2 separate regions of the Homo sapiens genome follow, and region 2 is linked to region 1. Evidence: chromatin loops called from intact Hi-C (ENCODE). Cell type or tissue: Caco-2. All regions are shown on one strand. Links, peaks and the distances in the headings refer to the core of each region. The heading gives the core; the rest is flanking DNA.

Evidence for each region. A loop is a pair of places that touch in the nucleus more often than their neighbours do. Peaks named below come from ENCODE experiments on the same cell type or tissue, not always from the same donor. Only the 100,000 strongest peaks of a DNase experiment are listed, where the experiment ranks them.
Region 2: it touches region 1 in a loop (12-fold over the local background); 4 of 110 quality-filtered maps call a loop at or near these places.

The regions. Positions count from the first base shown.
Region 1 is chr9:114,285,822-114,296,852 of GRCh38, reverse strand. COL27A1 (collagen type XXVII alpha 1 chain) reads right to left here. Exons shown (of 61, transcript NM_032888.4): 42 at 8,342-8,398; 43 at 8,098-8,151; 44 at 7,886-7,939; 45 at 7,558-7,611; 46 at 6,742-6,795; 47 at 6,522-6,629; 48 at 5,936-6,043; 49 at 4,643-4,750. It overlaps LOC124902252 (a long non-coding RNA gene), which reads left to right and starts at 6,040. Exons shown (of 3, transcript XR_007061741.1): 1 at 6,040-6,224. RefSeq lists enhancers at 7,447-8,646, 8,514-9,140. In Caco-2, for the core only: a CTCF peak has its summit at 5,675 (motif pointing right); DNase peaks (open chromatin) are centred at 5,662, 6,162, 7,962 and 8,442.
Region 2 is chr9:114,235,585-114,243,584 of GRCh38, reverse strand. COL27A1 (collagen type XXVII alpha 1 chain) reads right to left here. Exons shown (of 61, transcript NM_032888.4): 17 at 7,933-7,986; 18 at 6,551-6,604; 19 at 5,870-5,923; 20 at 3,312-3,365; 21 at 3,098-3,151; 22 at 1,354-1,398; 23 at 25-78. Among named protein-coding and RNA genes, the nearest start is that of MIR455, 30 kb to the right of the region's middle. RefSeq lists an enhancer at 7,702-8,000. In Caco-2, for the core only: a CTCF peak has its summit at 4,444; DNase peaks (open chromatin) are centred at 3,945 and 4,454.

The sequences.
Region 1 (11,031 bases), core at 1,381-9,380:
CATTGCAAAATATACCACACTTTATCTATTCACCGGCTGATACACATTTGAGGTTTTTTTCAATTTGGGGCTATTATAAATAAAGCTGCTAAGCACCTTCAAGTATAGTCTTCATGTGGCTGAATGTCCTTATTTATGTAGGGTAAATATCTATGAGTGGAATGATTTGATTATACAATAGGGATATGCTTAACTTTCAAAGAAGCTGCCCAACTGATTCCATAGTGATTGTACCACTTTAAATTCCCATTATCAGCATTTGAAAGTTTCAGTTTCCCCATGTCTTTGCCAACACTTGGTATGGTTAGTCTTTTAAAACTCTTCACTATTTTAATAGGTATGCCATAGCATCTTATTGTGGTTTGAATGAGCATTTGTCTAATGACTAATGATATTAATCTTTTTCTCATGTGCTTATTTGCTATCAGTATACTTTCTTTGAAGTGTCTATTCAAATCTTCTGCCCATTTAAAAAAATTGGGCTGCTTATTTTTATTATTGAGTTTTGCGAGTTCTTTTTAGGTTCCGGATACAAATCCTTAATCAGATACATGATTTAGAAATATTTTCTTCCAGTATGTGGCTTGTCTTTTCATTCTCTTAATAGTGTCCTTTGAAGAGCAAAAGTTTTAAATGTTGATGAAGTCTGATTTATCACATTTTCTTTTCTGGGTCATGCTTTTGGTACCATATCTAAGAAATCTTTGTCTTATCCAAGTTCTTGAAGATGTCCTTCTATGTTCTAGAAGTGTTTTAATTTTCAGTTTTACATTTAGGTGTATGATCCAGGTTGAGCTAATTTTTGTACATGTTATGAGGCATCACTTGTCTGGCACCATTTGTTAGGAAAGACTATTTTGTATTTGCTGAATCGTCTTTGCACTTTTGTTAAAAATCAGTTGTCCAGGCCGGGTGTGGTGGCTGATGCCTGTAATCCCAGCACTTTGGGAGGCCGAGGTGGTGGATCACCTGAGGTTGGGAATTCAAGACCAGCCTGACCAACATAGAGAAACCCCATCTCTACTAAAAATACAAAATTAGCCGGGCATCGTGGTGCATCCCAGCTACTGGGGAGGCTGAAGCAGGAGAATCACTTGAATCCTGGAGGCGGAGGTTGCGGTGAGCTGAGATTGCACCATTGCACTCCAGCCTGGGCAACAAGAGTGAAACTCCATCTCAAAAAAAACAAAAAAACAAAAAAAAACCAGTTGTCCGTATATGTATGGTATATGTCTGGACCTTTCATTCTGTTCCTTTGATCTGTTAGTTATTTACGGCAATACCACAGTTTCGTGATGACTGCAGATTTGTAATAAGTCTTGAAATCAAGTGCCATTAGTCTGCCAACTTTGCTCTTCTCTTTCAATGTTGTTTTAGTTATTCTAAGTCCTTTATATTTCATATGTATATTAGGACCAACTTGTCATTTTCTACATGAAAACCCGATAAGCTTTACATTGGAATTGTGTTGAATCAATACACCAATTTGAAGAAATTTGACATCTTAATATTGAGTCTTTTGAAATATGCACACAGTATATATCTCCATTTATTTAAGTCTTCCTCAATTTCTCTTACCAGTGTTCTATAGTTCTCAGTGTACATATGTTGCACACTTAATGTCAGATGTATCTCTAAGTATTTCATGTTTTTATGCTATTATAAGTAGTATTGCTTTTTAGATTTCCATTTCTAATTGTTTGTTGCTAGTGTATAGAAATGCAATTCATTTGTGCACATTGATTAGTGTATAGAAATGCAATTCATTTGTGCTCATTGATTAGTGTATAGAAATGCAATTCATTTATGCATATTGCCTAGTATATACAATCACAATTCATTTGTGCATATTGATATGGTGTCTTGTGACCTTGTTAAACTCACTTATTCTAGTAGCTTTCTTGTGGATGCCAATGGATCTTCTACATAGACATTATTTCCTCTACAAATGAAAAGTTTTAATTCTTCCTTTTTGATATGAATACCTCCTATTTGTTTTTCTTGCCTTATTGCACTGGCTAGAATTGCCAGTACAATGTTGAATAGAAGTGGTGAGAACAGATATCCTTGACTTGTTTCTGCTCTGCTCCTTGGAAAAAAGCATTCAGTCAATCACTACTAAGTATGATGTTGACTAGGTTTTTCATGGATGTCCTTTATCAAGTTGAGGAACTTCTATACCTAGTTTGTTGAGAGTTTATCAGAAGTGGAGTTAGATTTTTCTCAAATGCTTTTCCTGCAACTACTGAGATGATCAAATGGGTTTTCTTTTTTGAGTCTGTTAATATAGTGAATTATACTGATTTATTTTCAAATGTTATACCATCCTTGTGTTCCTAAGATAAACTCCACTTGGTCTTGATGTATTATCCTTATTATATATTCTTAGGTTCCTCTAACTAAAATTTTATTGAGAACTGTGGTAGCTATATTTATGAAGCATATTGGTGTATTGTTTCCTTTTCTTGTAATATCTTGGTGTGGCTTTGACATCAGGGTAGAATCAGCCTCAAGGAAAGAGTTGGGAATTATTCTTCTCCTCTTCAATGTTCTGGAAAAGTTATGTAGAATTGGTATTCCTTCTTTTTTTTTTTTTTTTTTTTTTGAGACAGAGTCTCTCCCTGTCGCCCAGGCTGGAGTGCAATGGCACGATCTTGGCTCACTGCAACCTCCGCCTCCCAGGTTCAAGCGATTCTCCTGCCTCAGCCTCCTGAGTAGCTGGGATTACAGGTGTGCGCCACCACGCCTGGCTAATTTTTTTTTTTTTTTTGTATTGTTAGTAGAGATGGGGTTTCACCATTTTGGCCAGGCTGGTCTCAAACTCTTGACCTCGTGATCCACCCACCTCGGCCTCCCAAAGTGTTGGGATTACAGGCGTAAGCCACCGCGCCCAGCCGTTATTATTTCTTTTGTAAATGTTTAGTAGCATTTACCAGTGAAGCCATCTGGGCCCAGAGTTTCCTTTGTGGGAAGCTCTAACTACAGATTCAATTTCTTTAATAGATATAAGGCTATTTAGGTTATCAGTCTCTTCTTGATGACCTTTGGTAGTTTTGTCTTTCAAGGAATTTGTCCATTTCATCTAAGTCTTTAAATTTATTGTCATAAAATCATTTATAATATTCCCTTATTAGCCTTTTAATTTCTGTCATATCTGTAGTGACATTGCTCCCCTATCCCTGATACTAGTAACTTCTGTATCCTTTTTGTTGTTTTTGTTGTTTCCTGATTAGTCTGGCAAGAGGTTTATCAGTTTTACAGATCTCAAAAAGCTAACTTTTGATTTTCCTTTTTTTTTTTTTGGTTTATTTTTGATTTTCATTATTTCCTTCCCTCTGCTCACTTTGTTTTAAATTTGCCTTCTCCAGCCCCAACCCCCAGTTTCTTAAGACGGAATCCGAGACCATTTATTTGAGACCTGTCTTCTTTTCTAACACAGAAGTTATTACTATAAAGATCTCCCTATATATCAACAGCATTTCACCAATTTTTATATGCTGTTTTTTACTTTCATTCAATTCAAAATACTAACATCTCTTTTGGTCTCTTCTTTGACCCATGGGTCATTTAGACATTTGTTACTTAGTTTCCAGATGTTTGGAGATCTTTCAGATCTCTCTGTTATTGATTTATAATTTAATTTATTGATTGATTTTAAGGCTCAAAATAGTGTCTGTCTTGGTAAATGTTCTGAATGAACTTATAACGAATGTGTATCTTGCTGATATTGGATGTGGTGTTCTATAAATGTCAATTAGGTCATGTTGGTTGATAATGCAGTTCAAGACATCCTTACTGATCTTCTGTTTGCTTCTGTTCTACCCATTAGGAGAGAAATATATTGAAATCCTTGAGTATAATTGTGAATTTGTCTATTTCTCCTTGTAGCTTTATCAGTCTTTGCCTGATTATTTTGAAGATCTATTTTTAGGTGCATAAACATTTATGATTCTTATGCTATTTTGAAAAGTTGGCTTCTTTGTCATTATGAAAATACCTTCTTTATGACTGTTAGTAGTCTTTGCTCTGAAATTCATTTCATCTGATATTAAAATAGCTACTCCAGCTGTTTGGGATGAATGTTAGCACAGTATGTCTTTTTCTATATCTATCTTTAACCTACTTATATCTTTATATTTGAAGTGGATTTCTTGTAGCAGCAGATGTAGTTGGGTCTTGCTTTTTCATCCACTCTGACAATCTCAGCTTTAATTGGGGTATTGAAACTGTTTGTTGTGTGTTTTCTATTTGCCCTGTTTATTCTCTGTTCATTCTTCCTTCTTTTTCCAGGCAAGGGTGAGTTGAATGCAGCCTCTGGGACAGGGGGATGAAGGCAGTGAGGCACAGAATGAGCACTGGACTGGGAGTCAGGAGCGCCCACCTTCTGGTTGTGATCACCCTCTCCTCATTCTGAAGGAACCACTCAGGTCTCTTTCCTCAGCCTCCCCCACCACCTGGTTGAGGGGTGGCAGAATGGTATCTGGTACCCAGATTTTATACCTTGTCACAGAGCAAGGAGGTGGCTTCTGGGTCAGTGTGTTTGTGTGTGTGTATGAGTGTGCATGTGTTTGTACATGTAGGTGTATGTGAGTGTGTGCATGTGTGAGTGCGTGGGCATGTGTATTCTTTGGCGCTCACTCACCGGCTGGCCTTTGGACCCAGGCTCCCCCTGGTTTCCAGGGAGCCCCGTTCTGCCCTCTGTTCCTCGCTTGCCAGGGGGACCCAGCTGTCCGGGTAACCCACTCTCACCCTTAAAGAAACACACAAAAAATTACCAGTCAAAGTGGGAAGGGGTTCTAAGGCAGGAGGAGGCGGAGGGGGCCTGGGAGAGCCAGAACAGTGATTCCACAGGGTACCCGAGATTGCAGAATGCTGGGGCAACAAATGGAGGCCTGGTGGGGTAGGGGTGACAAGACTTTCACCTCCCAAAGAGGAAGGTCTCTGTCTCTCCTCTCGCATTCCGGGCCCTGCCTTCCCCTCTCCTCTCCCACAATTCCTCTCCTCCTTATTGCTTTTCCCCAACAGCATGCAGTTCCCTCCTTCAAACCTCAGCTCACACTCGTAGAATGCCTCCTCCCCATTTATTTATTTATTTTTATTTTTTTAGACAGAGTCTCGCTCTGCCGCCCAGGCTGGAGTGCAGTGGTGCGATCTCAACTCACTGCAACCTCTGCCTCCCCAATTCAAGCGATTCTCCTGCCTCGGCCTCCCGAGTGGCTGGGACTACAGGTGCCTGCCACCATGCCCAGCTAATTTTTGTATTTTTAGTAGAGACGGGGTTTCCCCATGTTGGCCGGGCTGGTCTCGAACTCCTGACCTCAAGTGATTCGCCAGCCTCAGCCTCCAAAATGCTGGGATTACAGGTGTGAGCCACTGTGTGGCCACCTTTTCCCCTTCTATTCTCATTCACATCTTCCCTGGGTCAAGGCCATCGCTCCCTCCGCCTCCTGTGTCTCAGAGGGTTCCAATCTTTCCCCCAATTAAACCTCGAGCTCAGAGAGGGCAAGAACCACATCTGAGTCATTCATCTACATCTCCCCTTCAGTGTCCAGCCCTTGGCTCTGACGGATTCATGGGGGCCCCCTCCTCCCACGCGGCACTGGGAAGCTTTCTAAGGATGCCTTGGGGATCCCGGCTGCAAGCAACGTGTTGTTCCACAAATGTCCACGAGAGGGCGCCCGTGGACAACTCAAAAACCAGTTGAAGGTTTCAAGGGCCTGGTAGGGGCGATATTTACAGCTCCCCAGATGAACTATCATTCTGGTTCAAGCTTGGGGCAGGACCCCCAAGCACTGCTGACGGAGAAAGGTCAACAATGTGGACTCCATTTTCACACAGGCCCTGGGACATGGGTGCCCAAAGGGTCGGAACCACTAGAGTCTGCATCAAGGCAGAAAGGGCAGAGGGTGGGTAAGTGTATTAAGAGGTATCTGACCTTGAATCCTGGGGGTCCCTGTGCTCCAGGTAAGCCGGCCACACCTGGATTTCCTCTCTTCCCAGCAGGGCCCATGGGGCCAGGGTCCCCATCGTCTCCCTGCTCCCCCTGTTAAGAAAGCAGGCAGAGGAGGGTCTCTTGTGTTTCACGATACAGCCAAGGAAGCAGATGGCTCAACGCCTGGGCAAACCCTGGGTGAAGCTGGAGGAAGGGGTCACACTCCAGGATGGAGGTCAGACGGCCTGTGTGTGATGTGGCTGGACCAGGAGGACAGGAGGAGCTGAGGATTGTGAGTGGGGAAGGGCGGGATTCTGAGTGAGGAAGGGGCGGGAGAGGAACCCTATCCACCAGGCAGGGGAGGAAAGGAAGGTCTTTCTGGGTGCTGGCATCCAGGAGAGACAGTCAGAAGGTCCACACTCCCAGGTGCCAGGGGAGGAGATGGTTGCCCACCCCAGAGAACTTCTGGATGTGTTGGTTCTGCCCATCCAAGTTTCCAAACGGGCTCCTCTGGCCCATGGCCTGGGGAAGTTCCCCTACACCTGGTCCCAAATGGAGCCACCATCTGTTAATGCCAATTCCCGCTCACCTGCTGTCCTGCTTGCCCGTCCCTGCCAGGAAGCCCATCTGGTCCAGCGATGCCCTCGAGGCCCTGTCTCCCCACCACGCCCCGGGGCCCTGGCAGCCCCTGCAGGCCCTGGGGGGTACATAAAAAGCTGGTGAGGGCATTTGGTGCAGGGAGTGGGAGGAGGGCGGGTGTGGGGGGCGGGCAGGGAGGTTGGCTGGAAACAGCAGCTGTAGTCACTCACCTGGACCCCCCTCCGGCCTGGGGCCCCTGCCTTGCCTTGCTTTCCCTTTGGTCCCTGAAAAATCAAGGGCCACATGATGGAGGCTGCCTGGTAGAGGTGTGGGACCCTAGGGGCTCTGGAAGGAGGGACTGAGAGGATTGTGGGCCCCTGGGTGAACATCTGATGCCACAGATGTACCCAAGCACTCTGGCCTGGAAGCCTGGGGCCAGAGCTGGCCTTGGAACCTCCTGGGGCTGTCACTGAGCCTGCTCTGGGCCTTGGTGTCCCCTCACTGGCATTGACAATTTTCTGGGAGGAGCCAGAGGCCACAGTTCCACTGGATCTTTTAGAGACTAGGTATCACCGAGGCAGGCAGGTGAGGGGGGCGCACCCGGGGGAGGGAAAGAGCATTAAGAGAGCACTGGCCCAGTCTGGGGGCTGGGGGAAGGCAGGGGCCCTGGGGCAGAGGCAGGAAGTGGCTCCTGCTCAAGCACCCTGTCTCTGCCTCCTCTTCCTCCAGACCCCCTCAATTGACTTCTCCCAGTTTTCTCTCTACAGTGTGGTGAGCCCTGGGTTCAAGTCACTCTGGTTGGCCTCAGGCAGTTGGCTCCCCTCCTGGAGCCCCAGTGAAATGGGGCTGATTGTCCCTCCTCACTCAGGCTATTTGAAGGGAGATGGGGTCATGGCCAGAAGCAGCCTGCCGGGCTCCTGGTGGGCCGCCCCTCCCTACCCTGCCTCGCAGCCTCTGCAGCCTGCGTTTGGTTTGCTGTGTGACTGTGGGTCAGGCTTCCCCCTTCCTGGGACTCAGTCTCCCTGCTGAACCCCCGGCCCTCTTACCTCTGCGCCTTTCGATCCTTTGGGTCCCGGCCACCCCCGGGGTCCCGGATGCCCCTGCAAACCAAGGTGAGATGACGCAAGGCAGCCCCAGGATTCTCTCCCGGGGAGGGTGGCCAGTCTCCGCCTGGAGGGGGAGGGGTGGGGAGGGGTTTGGGGGTGCAGGTTCTGGGGGCATCCCCAGGGTCAGGGCAGGAGAAACAGAAATGGCTGCCCCAGACCCTCCTGCAGGGAGGGTCCCTTTAAGCTTTAAAGGGCCTAGTTCTTTAATTCCCACTGCTCCGCCCCACTCAGGGTGGGAGGCAGGGATGGGACACGAAGCACCACTCACGGGTTGGCCCTGCTGGCCTGGCTTTCCACGGAGGCCTTGCACACCCTCCTGTCCCTGGAAGCCAAAGAGAGACAGGTGAGGGGGGCCCATCCTGCAGAGGGCTGGGAGGCAGCACAGAAGCCTGGGAAGTTCTTGTTCTTTCTAGACATGTGTCATCCCCCCTCTCCCTGACATGCCCGATCCTGCCAGCAGGTAGGAGCTCTGATACTTACAGGGTACCCAGGGTCTCCCGGTTCCCCGCGGTCTCCTCGATCACCCACAGGGCCCTGAATGACAAAGACAACAGCAAAATTTGGGCCACCAGGTGCCAAGGATGCCAGCCCTGGGCCCTGTTGGCCGCGACCTCTGCGGAGCTCTCAGGGACCTGGCCCCTGATCGGCCCACCCCTCTCCATGCAGCGGGAGGCTCAGATTCCACCTAGGACGCCACATGGTCCAGGGGAGGGAGGGGGCTTACCCGATCTCCAGGTGGCCCAGGGGGCCCCTCAGCCTTGCCGTCCTCGCCCTGCTCCCCCTGTGGACACAGAACCAGCTTTAGGGCAAACCGCCTGCTCCTGGGGAATGTGGGGAATTCCAGACGGAAAGCGCTTCGTCAGAGATGAATTCTAGCCTGCTTAGGGTTACAGATGGGGACACAAACTAGAGAGGGAAGGGTAGGTGTGTCTGAGCCAGACTCAGGCTGGTGTGGAACCAGGACTGTGGAACACAGAACAGTGCTTTGTGCCCTCCAGACGCCCTTGAGCTGTAGGATCCTGCAGGAAGTCAGGGAGCTCAGACAGCTGGATTCACATCCCGGCTTGCAAAGGACCAGCCGTGTGGCCTGCAACACTTCCCTTCCTGTCTCGGAGCTCTCTCCTCTGCTGGGGAATAGGAGAACAGAGCGGAGTGGGGTGGGGTGAAGGGGACAGCATGTGATGCCCATCAAGGAGTGGTGAGGACTCCGTGGAATGATGCGCGACGCCCGGCAGGGAGTAACACCAACTCCAGCAGCTGGCACGCATGGGCACTGCTCTGGGCCAGTCACAGGCAGACTCATGACATCCGCAGTGCAGTGCTGTGAAGCAGATGCGATTATTATCCCAATTCACAGATGAGGCTCGGAGAGATGATGGGACCTGCTCAGAGTTTTCACCCTCAACCCGAGAGTCCCTGTCTCCGATCCTTGCTGGGAGGAACCAGCTTTAGGATGAACCTCCTACCCTCCATGGTAGCCCCAGGTGGCACTTGGCAGCCAGTCAGCATGGGGGCTGTGTCCATAAGACAGGTTCCTATGTGCAGAGCGGGACTGGAGCGCCTCCCGGTGCTGTTCAGGGGACTCGGTGAGGAAAGGCACAGGAAGCACTCAGCAGGCTGCTGCACACGTGGCAGGGGCTCAGCAGATGGCGTTAAAATTGCCGTAGCCGGTAACAATAGCAGCAGTGAGACTGTGTCATATAGACATGGCCAGAGACTGGGGTGGGGGGGGCGGAACAGAGTTTAGAGGTGAGGTCCTTATGCCATGGCCACCCCAGGCCCTGGTCCACCCACAGGACAGGTGTAGACGCCACCTTTCAACTACAAGGAAGGTGTAAGCGGAACGGCAAATGGCAGAATCTCAGGGCTCAGAAGACTCCAGCCCCAGAAACTGGTGTCACTCCCCTGGGCACAGGGCTCAAGCCAGGCACCCCTGAGCCCCTTTGTTCATAGGGATTGAAAGGGGGCCGGAAGAGGCTGGACAGAGGCAAAGCGTCCCTGGGGCTGGGACACATCCCTGGTGGGAGGCAGTTCTAAAGGCTGGTGGTGATCAGCCACCAGCCTGGGCCTCTGTGGTTCTGGTGGGTGGAGGCTGAAGGCTGGCAGGGACTTGGCCTGAGGTCTAGAGGGGTGGCCCAAGGAGCGGGGATTCCTTCTTGACCCTGCCCACTCTCTATGGTTCTTGGATCCAGTGCTCAAGTCCCACTGTGGATAGAGGCAGCTGGACTTGACGGCTTTGGGGAAGGGGCCTGCCTGTGTCTACCTAGCGTGTTCCATGTGCCAGGCACTCTGTGAGGTTTGTTTCATCCGATCTGCACAGTAACTATGCCGCTGGGACTACTGTCCACACTTAAAGATGGGAAACTGAGAGGAAGGAAGGTCTTAGCCAAGGCCACTCAGGAATCAGGGGGCAATCTCGGCCCAAAGCCAGCTATACTGATCCCCCGCAATGTGACTGTAGTCTGGGGATGCATTTTTTTTTAATTCTATTATTATTATACTTTAAGTTTTAGGGTACATGTGCACAACGTGCAGGTTTGTTACATATGTATACATGTGCCATGTTGCTGTGCTGCACCCATTAACTCGTCATTTAGCATTAGGTATATCATTTTTTAGCACCAGAAATCTGGTAGGATACTTCCCTGCCCTGTCCAAGTCCCAGAGTCTCATCCCCTCTCTCTGGCCACCAGCTTTGTAGTGAGCTCACCCCCACGGTGAGCAGGGATGGGCGGTTCAAGTTAAATTGCATATGGCTTCCTTATCTTGGGTCTGCTTTTGGTTAGGGAAGCAGGGTCTGGCATCGGACAGATGGGGTCTAAATCCTGGCCCTGCCACCCTCTTACTACAGATCCTGGGCTAGTCTCTGAGCCTTATGGGGACTCAGTTTCCCCGCCTGTCTTGTAGAACAATGGTACCTCTGCACTGGGGCTGTGGTGAAGATTACAGGAGGAATGGCAGGGAAAGAACTCTGCACGTGGGCGTGTGCTCAATGGGTCACCCCAGGAAGCTGCTCTCTCCTCCCTAGCACCGTCCAGCTTGCGGGGTGGCTGTTCATTCATGGGACTCGCCCTATTTTTGAGACCTCTAAGGGCATCATTTCCATCCTCTAGCTCAGGGCCTGGAACACACTAAATCCTCCATAAGTACCTGTTGGAGAGCTGGAGGAATGAACGAATCTAATAATGCCTTCTAAGTGAGAAAAGGCATCTGGCTGATGAACATGTTCTGCCCCCACCTTGACCTCTCATTCCCAAGGACCCCACCACTTGATGAGGCACTCAAGGCTCAGGGAATCCTGGGGACCCCCACAAGGCCCCTGCAGCCTTAGGGCAGATTTGGTGTTAGGGTCCCATTCTCAGCAGCCACAGAGACTGCTTCTAGAGCTGCAGATGCTCCGGCGCAGAGGCCTTG
Region 2 (8,000 bases), core at 1-8,000, 52 kb after region 1:
CCAGGGATCTCCAGGTCCCCTCACCTTCACGCCATCCAGGCCGGGCCTCCCAGGAAACCCCTTCCTGCCAGGCTGACCCTGCAACAGAGAGACAGGTAAGTGGGAGAAGCTGGACAGGGGCAACATGGCTGGGGTCCAGGGGCTCCAAGGGCCTGGCACAGGGTATCCACAGCTGTAGAGAGCCACATACCCTGGTGGACAGGGGCATATAACCCTGAGTCCACCAGGTGGCCAGCTGTCCTGGAATACAGGCAGGGTTTCCAGCTGCGTGAACTCAGGGAAGCCTCCCCCATCCCTGGGTTGGTCTTCTTGTTGTAAATGAGGAAGATGACACCTGCCTTCAGGGAGTGAGGGAAAGGAAGGAACTTGGCAGATGATCGGGGGGTGCAGGGAAGGAACAGTTTATGCAAGTGGTCCTCAAAGTGTGGCCTGAGGACTACAGGGGTCCCGGAGGCCCTTTCAGAAGGTTCAGGAGGTCAAAATGATTTTCATGATAACACTAAGATGTCATTCGCCTTTGTCACTCTCACTCTGGTGAATGTTAAGTGGCATCTTCCCGAGGCTGCATGGCGCGCAATATTGTCAGTGGATTGAATGCAGAAGCGGAGTTGAGAAGCCAGCTGACTTCTATTAAGCCAGACATTAAAGAGAGATCTGCAAAAATGGTAACACAATGCCACTCTTTCCACTCAATTATTTTGCTATGGAAAATAGCGTGAATTCTCCTAAAAATATAATTTTTATCAACAGGAAATGAGTTTATGATTAATCTTCAATGAATGAATAAATACATTTAAAGTCTCTTGGTTTTAATTACTAATCTCAGTAGGTGTAACCCACTCAAACAAAAGCCTTTGGGTCCTCCATCATTTTCAAGAGTGTAAAAAGCTCTGGATACCAGAAATTTCATGAGCTGCTGGTTTATGCAATGGCTGGGACCAAGAAGGGGTGTAGGACAAGTGACTTTGGGAAGGCAGCTTGGAAGAGTGCAGAGGGCTCGGGCTGAGGGCCCAGGCAGGGCGTCCCCACTGCCTGGCTGTGAGATGTCGAGCTAAAGCCTTCACTCTCGTTTGCCTCTTCTCTAATGAAACCAAGGAAAGCAATCATGTGTCATGGGAGAATCAAGGAGAATAAATACTGACATGAAGCACCTGGAACATAGGAGGTGGGCAGTGACAGTCAGTTTCTTGGCTCTTGTCTCTCTCCTTTGGGGTCTGTCCTAGTTCTCTCTCTGGCTGGTCCAAGGCCCTCACTGATGACTTCCCTCTGGAGCACTGGCCAGATGTTGCCCTGCCTGTGCACAGCTGGCTCAGCTCCCATGAATGCCACCTACCCCAGGCCAGTGACACTCACCTCCAAGCCAGGGGCCCCTGGCGGCCCCATGGGTCCCTCATCTCCCTAGAATTGGGAGACACGAGAGAGGAAAAAAGGAGAAAGTTAATCCAGTTGGACTTGCAGAGATCTTGTCCTGTATGGAGGGAAAGGGATGGACAGAGGAGAGCCCTCCTGGACAAAGGGAAACAGCACGCCTGGCCCACCTGCCTGGCCCCACCCAGGGCAGAGGCTCCACTGGCCATGGCCTAGAGGCCAGGCTACACAGTGACTTCCAGTGAATGGAGACTCCAGGCTTCATGGAAGCCCTGGGCATGAGAGTTAAACCCCGTTGTGTGCTGTGAGGAACAGAGCCTCAAACTGCAGCTCAAAGATGTAGGCTCTGAGTTCTGCCATTTGCTCACTGGCAGACCTCAGCCTCACTGTGTCTCAGTTTCCCAGATTGGAGAAGATCATCCTCAAATATAATAAGTGGCTTCAGCTGAGTTCCTGGAGGTCAGCAGTGATGCCTTATTCTTTCTTGCAGCCACCCCCAAACATCACTCGGGATGGTGCCGTGTCTAAGGGGTGTTTGGTGAGTGAATGAATGAATGAATGAAGATGTGAACAAGTGGCAGGCATACATAGGGCTTTCTTGAGTGGTAATGTGAGTGTAGACAGAAGCATGTGGCTGGTGCCGTTCCCTCCTCTCCCCTTCCTTCCCGCTTCCGGCCCATGAGACTCTCCAGGTGCTCCCCACCCCCACAGGCTCAGGCAGCCTCCTAATTGGCTCCTTCTGGCATGCCAGGCCTGACCAAGGGGCTCCCTCCAGAGACACCCCCCAGCTCCTTTTCCCCAGCTTCCAGGAAAGCAGCTCCACGTGGTGGCTCCCAGAGCCAGTGCTGGGACCCCGCCAGACCCAGAGCCAGCCCGAGAAGGGATCCATGTCAGCTGGATGCCCGCCTGCGGTCGCGGTGAATCTGGGCTTCCCGCACCCTCAGCCCAGGGCTGTGTGTCACGGGGGCCTGGCGCCTGAGCTAAGGTAGGTGGGGCATGGGAAGGCTAAGAATGGCCTCGTGCACAGGGCAAAATCAGGGGCCCACCCATTAAGTGCCCACCTGGTGCTCCAACAGCCCCATAGAGACCCCTCCCAACCCACTTCATCCAGCGCACATAAATAAGCAAATCGATGCTCTGCCACTAACTAATTGTGCAAGTCATTGTAATATTCTGGAGGTGCCCCTAGGCCACTCCCAGGAAGCACAGAGTTGACAGCAAGGCCACTCCCAGGAAGCACAGAGTTGACAGCATAGGACGTATGTCATGGGCTTTGGGCTCAAGCAGACCTGGGTTCCCATTGCAGCCCTGCCTGCTACTAACCATAAGACCTGACTGAGTCTCTTTTCCTCTCTGGGCCTCAGTGGCCTCATCTGTAAAATGGGGCTGACACTTCCTACTCCCTCATTAATGCCCTGATAAACTGCTACCACGAGCACGGCATTGTCAGTAGCTCTGGGAAAGAAAACCCCAGGGTGACGAGGGTGCAGAGGAGGGAGGGTGCGGGGAAGCCACCCTGCCAGGTGACAGCAGGGCAGAGAAGGTCCCTGGAAGGGGCACGGGGCAGGGCTGTATAGGATGAGCTGGTGGGTAAGTCTGGGGAAGCCCTGGGTGGTGTCCTGGCTGAGGGGGCTCCAGCCCAAGCTAAGGCCTTCAGTACCCAGGACAGGGCAGGCTGGGGGCTGCAATCAGGCCAGGATGGGCAGTGGAGGGGGCCAGACAGTCTCACCTCGGGCCCCAGCTGCCCACGGGGTCCCGGCAGGCCTCGGGCTCCAGGCTTACCCTGGGGAGAAGGGAACAAAAAGGGAGTCTCAGAGGCGGTACCTCCATCTCCATCGCAGGCTGGCAAGGCAACCCCTGCTTCCAAGCCAGGCAGCCAGCCCCTGTGGTTTCTGCAGAGCTGTCTGCTCCTCCAACTGGAGCTGCCCTGGGCAGGTACTCACCTTCATGCCTTCTGGGCCATTGTCGCCAGGGGGGCCGATGTCTCCTGGGAATCCCTGAGGGGAAGCAGAGAGCAGGGTCACCCACGGGGGCTGTGAAGGGAGTGCTACGGGGATGCGTCTTGCAGGGAGACTGACCGGGTTTCCATCTCATCCTGCTGGGATGGGACCCCAGGCAGGTCAGTTAACCACCTTGATCCCACAGTCCTCAGTTCTAAAACAGGGTGCATGGTTCCAGCCCTGACACCTCAGAGAGTTGCTGAGACAATACACCGGACGGTGCAGGAAAGCATTAAGGTTGTAACATGGAAGGTCACACTCAAGGTCGTTATTTCTCAAATCCGGTGCTGCTACTGGGTCAGAATTATGGGTGTCTGGGGACATTGCTCCCCAGAGCCAGCCACGCCTTGCCCTGAGAAGTCTTGTCTTTTGACTGCAGTAATCCTGCAAAGAGGATGATTTTCTGGGTTTGCTGTGACTTTGAAAGCATTGAAAAGCACTGATTTAATTAACCTCAGCTCCAGTCATCGTAAGCTTAAGTCCTTCCTACATCTTGGCCACATGTGTTGGACTCTGCCCCACTCCACCCATGGGGGCTCCCTGCTTCCCAGTGAGGGCCATTCCCCTGGGATGACTGTACAATAGAAGGTTCTTCCCACATGGAGCGGAATCACCTCCCTTCCCTGCAATATCCTCGTGCTCCTCCTTAGGGCCCCACAGAGCACAGGGACTCCCTCTCCCCACAGTGGTCTTTGCACAATTTGGAGACCTGTTACGCAGTTCCCAGAGCCCTGCCCTCCTCCTGTGTGACCCTGGGCAAGTTCCTTAGCCTCTCTGGGCCTCAGCTTCCTCATCTGTAAAATGGTGCTCGTAACACCTCCCTTACAGGGCTAGTCTTAAGTTTAAATGGAACCAGCAAAGTTGCAAGTGCTCAGTAAAAATCTGCATCCAAAATGATTTTGGGTCCTGTACTCTGGGAAAAGAAGTCTGCCTGGGGTGGGCCCATCTCTAAGTGAGAACTTAGCAGTCGGGATGCTGAGCAAATCCTGATGCTCACTTGCATATAACCCACTGATGAGTGAGAGATAATTCACCCGGGTGCTGGAGAGCTGGAGCTCCCTCCCATGGTCTCAGGGAAAGAAGCAGGCAGGGTGCTGACGCGCTTATCAGCTTCCGCGCTTATCAGCTTCCCCCTTCAGCTGAGCAGAGCTATCTCTCGGCTACAGAGTCAGCCAATCAAAACAGAGCACAAAGACGGGAGAGGCTGATGGCTAAATTGTCCAGGGACCCAGGAAAGGGCCAAAGCAGACCTTATTTGTTCCTACATAGCAGAGCAACCCTGAGGAAGCCACTTTCCTGCTCTGTGACTCAGTTTCTTCAACTGTAAACTGGTGGTGGTAATATCCCCCTCATGCGGCTGTCGTGGCGATTCAGCAAGTTCTCATCTCGAGGACACTGCACAGCCTCCTGGCACCAGGAGGTGCCTAATAAATGTGAGGGAGCATGCCTTCCACCCTCACGGGCCAGAATGCTGGGAAAGCTGGACTCTCAGAAAAGCCTTTTTCCAGCGACCAGAGGAGGGAATTGGGGCCATGGAGGAGAGGCCAAGTCCATTTGTCTAAAGATAGGACTGTGTCATGGCCAAAGTCAACAGAGTGGAAAGTCAGAACTTGTAGCTTTTAGGAAACATTTCCTCATCCATCCGAGTGATAGCAGAAGTGATCTTTGGCAGGGTCCGGCCTATCCACAGAGCCACACTTTTGTCTTGGATGCAGAGACCTCATGGGTGAGCAAGACCTGGAGGCTAGGGAGTTGTGGGTGGGGGGCTCCAACTGAGGTTGGCCTGGGTGCCAATGATCCTGAGAGGGACGGCAGCCCTGGCTCCTGCTCAGCCCAGCTCTCTAGACACGAGACCCCTGTTAAAGACGGGGGCGTCAAAAAGAACCCAGCCAGCTTGCTTCGCAACATTACATGTGAATTCCGAGTTGATCATTCAGGTGTAGCCTACCTATGCCAATGATCACACACATCAGAAACCCTGAGGCTCTCTCCTGACTCAACTAGAGTTATTATATTAATTGCTAAATCTATCCTTATTTCTCATTCTTCATTCAAAAGCCCGAATTTTGCATTTACCTCTTGCTCCCCATACCCGGAAGCTCTGAGCCCTGAACCGTTCCAGAGTGGCTGTGGGTGGCTAGGAAAGTTCCAGGGCTTGGAGAGGGAACTCTGAGTGGAGAATGTGGGAAGCTCCTGTGAGGGACCAGACAGTGGCGCACAGAGGGCTTTCATGAATCACAAAGCTGCGGTGGCCACAAAGTTGGCAGAGGACTCTGAGGCCACCTTTTGGCCCTGTTGACTTTTGAGAGCCCCTGAGTAAGAGCAGAAGAGCAGAAGGGGAAAATAAATGATTGCTGATCTAGGAGTTTCTCCTCTCAGCCTCATCTCTCATATCCTGTGTGACCTAAAGCAAGTCTTTCCCCATCCCTGGGCCTCAGTTTCCCAAGGACAAGACCGAGTCCCAGCAGCAGCCAGACACGGAGAAATGGGGCATCACATACCTCGGGTCCAGGGGGCCCGGGAAACCCAATGGATCCTTTGTCTCCGACTTTGCCCTGTGGAAGAGAAGAGGTTGCAGGGAGGCAGGGGTGAGGACCCCACCTTCCATGAACCCCCTGCGTTCCCCCGCTGGTTGTGGATGGTTGGAAAGTTCAGAAGCATGTGCATAAAATCTGCCTGGACAACTAGAAGGAGCTACCATTCAAACTCTGCCTCCTGCACTTGCTAACCATGGGACCCTGGGCAAGTCACTTCAACTTTCGGAATCTTAGTTTGCCCATCTGTAAAATGGGAGCAATATTAATTCCCTCACTCCTGGGGTAGTTGGCAGCCTTCAAAGAAACAGTTCAGAAAGGGTCGGATGCACAGTGACACTCAATAAATGACAGCCACTGCTGTTACTGATAACATCACTATTGTTTACAAGGCATCAGGAACCCCAGATCCTCATCAGAGCTTTGTCGGCAAATGAGGCCTGCCTCTGAAGCTGGCTGAGTTACTGAGCCTCTCACAGTATCCTCATCTGTGAAATGAGCACATCCCATTCCTGCCCTGCCCTGCTTGCCCCCAGGAGCTCTGCTGCAGGAGGAAATGAAGTCTTGGAGGTGAAGGTGTCCCCAGCCACATTACACGATCAGTTGGAGAGTGTGAGGTTTGGGGGTGCTGGAGGAGCAGGTACTTACCAGAGGCCCTGGCTTCCCCCGTGCACCGGGGAACCCTGGCAACCCCTGGCTCCCCTGGAAGAGATCCAGAGCAGGCTGGGGTTAGTGAGGAAGAGAAATGGCCAGGTGAACAGCCGCCCAGTCCTCCTGCTGGTCCCAGGCCCAGAGAACGCCCGCCTTGGAGGAAGATGAGCTCCTTCCTTCCTTTCCCTGCTGTGGGCTCTGGCTTGGATCACACCTGCCTGACACCCCTATAGGCTGGGCCCCAGGAAATGCTAACATGAAACAGCAGCCCCTGTCCTCACCAGGAAGAATCAGGGACCCTGGGGCTGCACGCAGGCTCTGTGGTGCCTCTGACTCCTGGGGAACTCTGGAGACAGGGTCCAGTAGGGAAGAGCCAGGCCTGCTGTGGTTCACAACCCGGAGATACCAAGGCTGGGTCAGGACAGGCCAGCGAGGAGGGAGGGAAGAGGAAGAGGGAGAGCTGGCCAACATCTGGGCCTCGTTGACTGGCCGGGAGAGTTCCAGATGTGGCCACATGATGCCGGACACAGGCAAAGGGGAGCCAGTCTCAGCAGGCCCACAGCTGGGCTCTGGAAGTCAAGGCCACCTCAGTTTGATCCCATAGTCAATATGTCATTTTGTAAGGCCAGTTACTCCCTCAACCTTATCCTAAATATTCATGATCAAGGACAGGACCCTGAGCCGAGCTCCATCAGGGCAGTCTGGAGCCTTGTTCTTAGGGAACTCACTGTCTGGCAGGGGACACAGTACAAGTCCCCCAAAATCAGAGGAGAAAGGTGGCACCACCAGTGAGGGGAGGACATGCCTCTCAGAGCATCTAGAGAGGGAAATGGCCACTTTCTGAGCAGGTGGGGAAAAAGGGCTCTGAGCAGGGTGGTGTGGAGAGGCTGGGTGGAGGGGGTCCCGGGCGGGTAGCAGTCTGTGTGTGTGTGTGTGTACAGAGGCCCACGGCAGGCGGTTCAGTGGGGCTGGAGTGCAGAGCTGTAAGGCGGGGAGCAGGAGAATATCAGAGAGATGCACTCACTGGGGTCCTGATGTCTGGTTAGGGAGCCAGGGTGTCATTCTGAGAGCAATAGGGAGCCATGGACGGTGTGTGAGCGGAGAGCAGAGCTTTGCCCTCAGAAGAACAACTGGGTAGCAGTAAAGAAGAAAGAGAGAAAGCAAGAGGCTGGGGCCCAGAAATAAGTTAAAAGGTCACACTGTAAAGTCCAAGGAAGAGATGACAAGAGGATCAAGGATGGAGAAGACTGGATTATTTCGAGGGCAGCCGTCTTACAGGTGGGTCCTTGCTCATGATGGACCCTAGGAAGGAAGCCAAGACCAGGGGAACAGCAGGGCAGGGGCAGGGGCAGGGGGAGGGGAAAATCTCATGCAATTACCTTGTCTCCTTGGAATCCGGGATCTCCTGACACACCTGGAACCCCTTGTTCACCCTAAGTACACACCA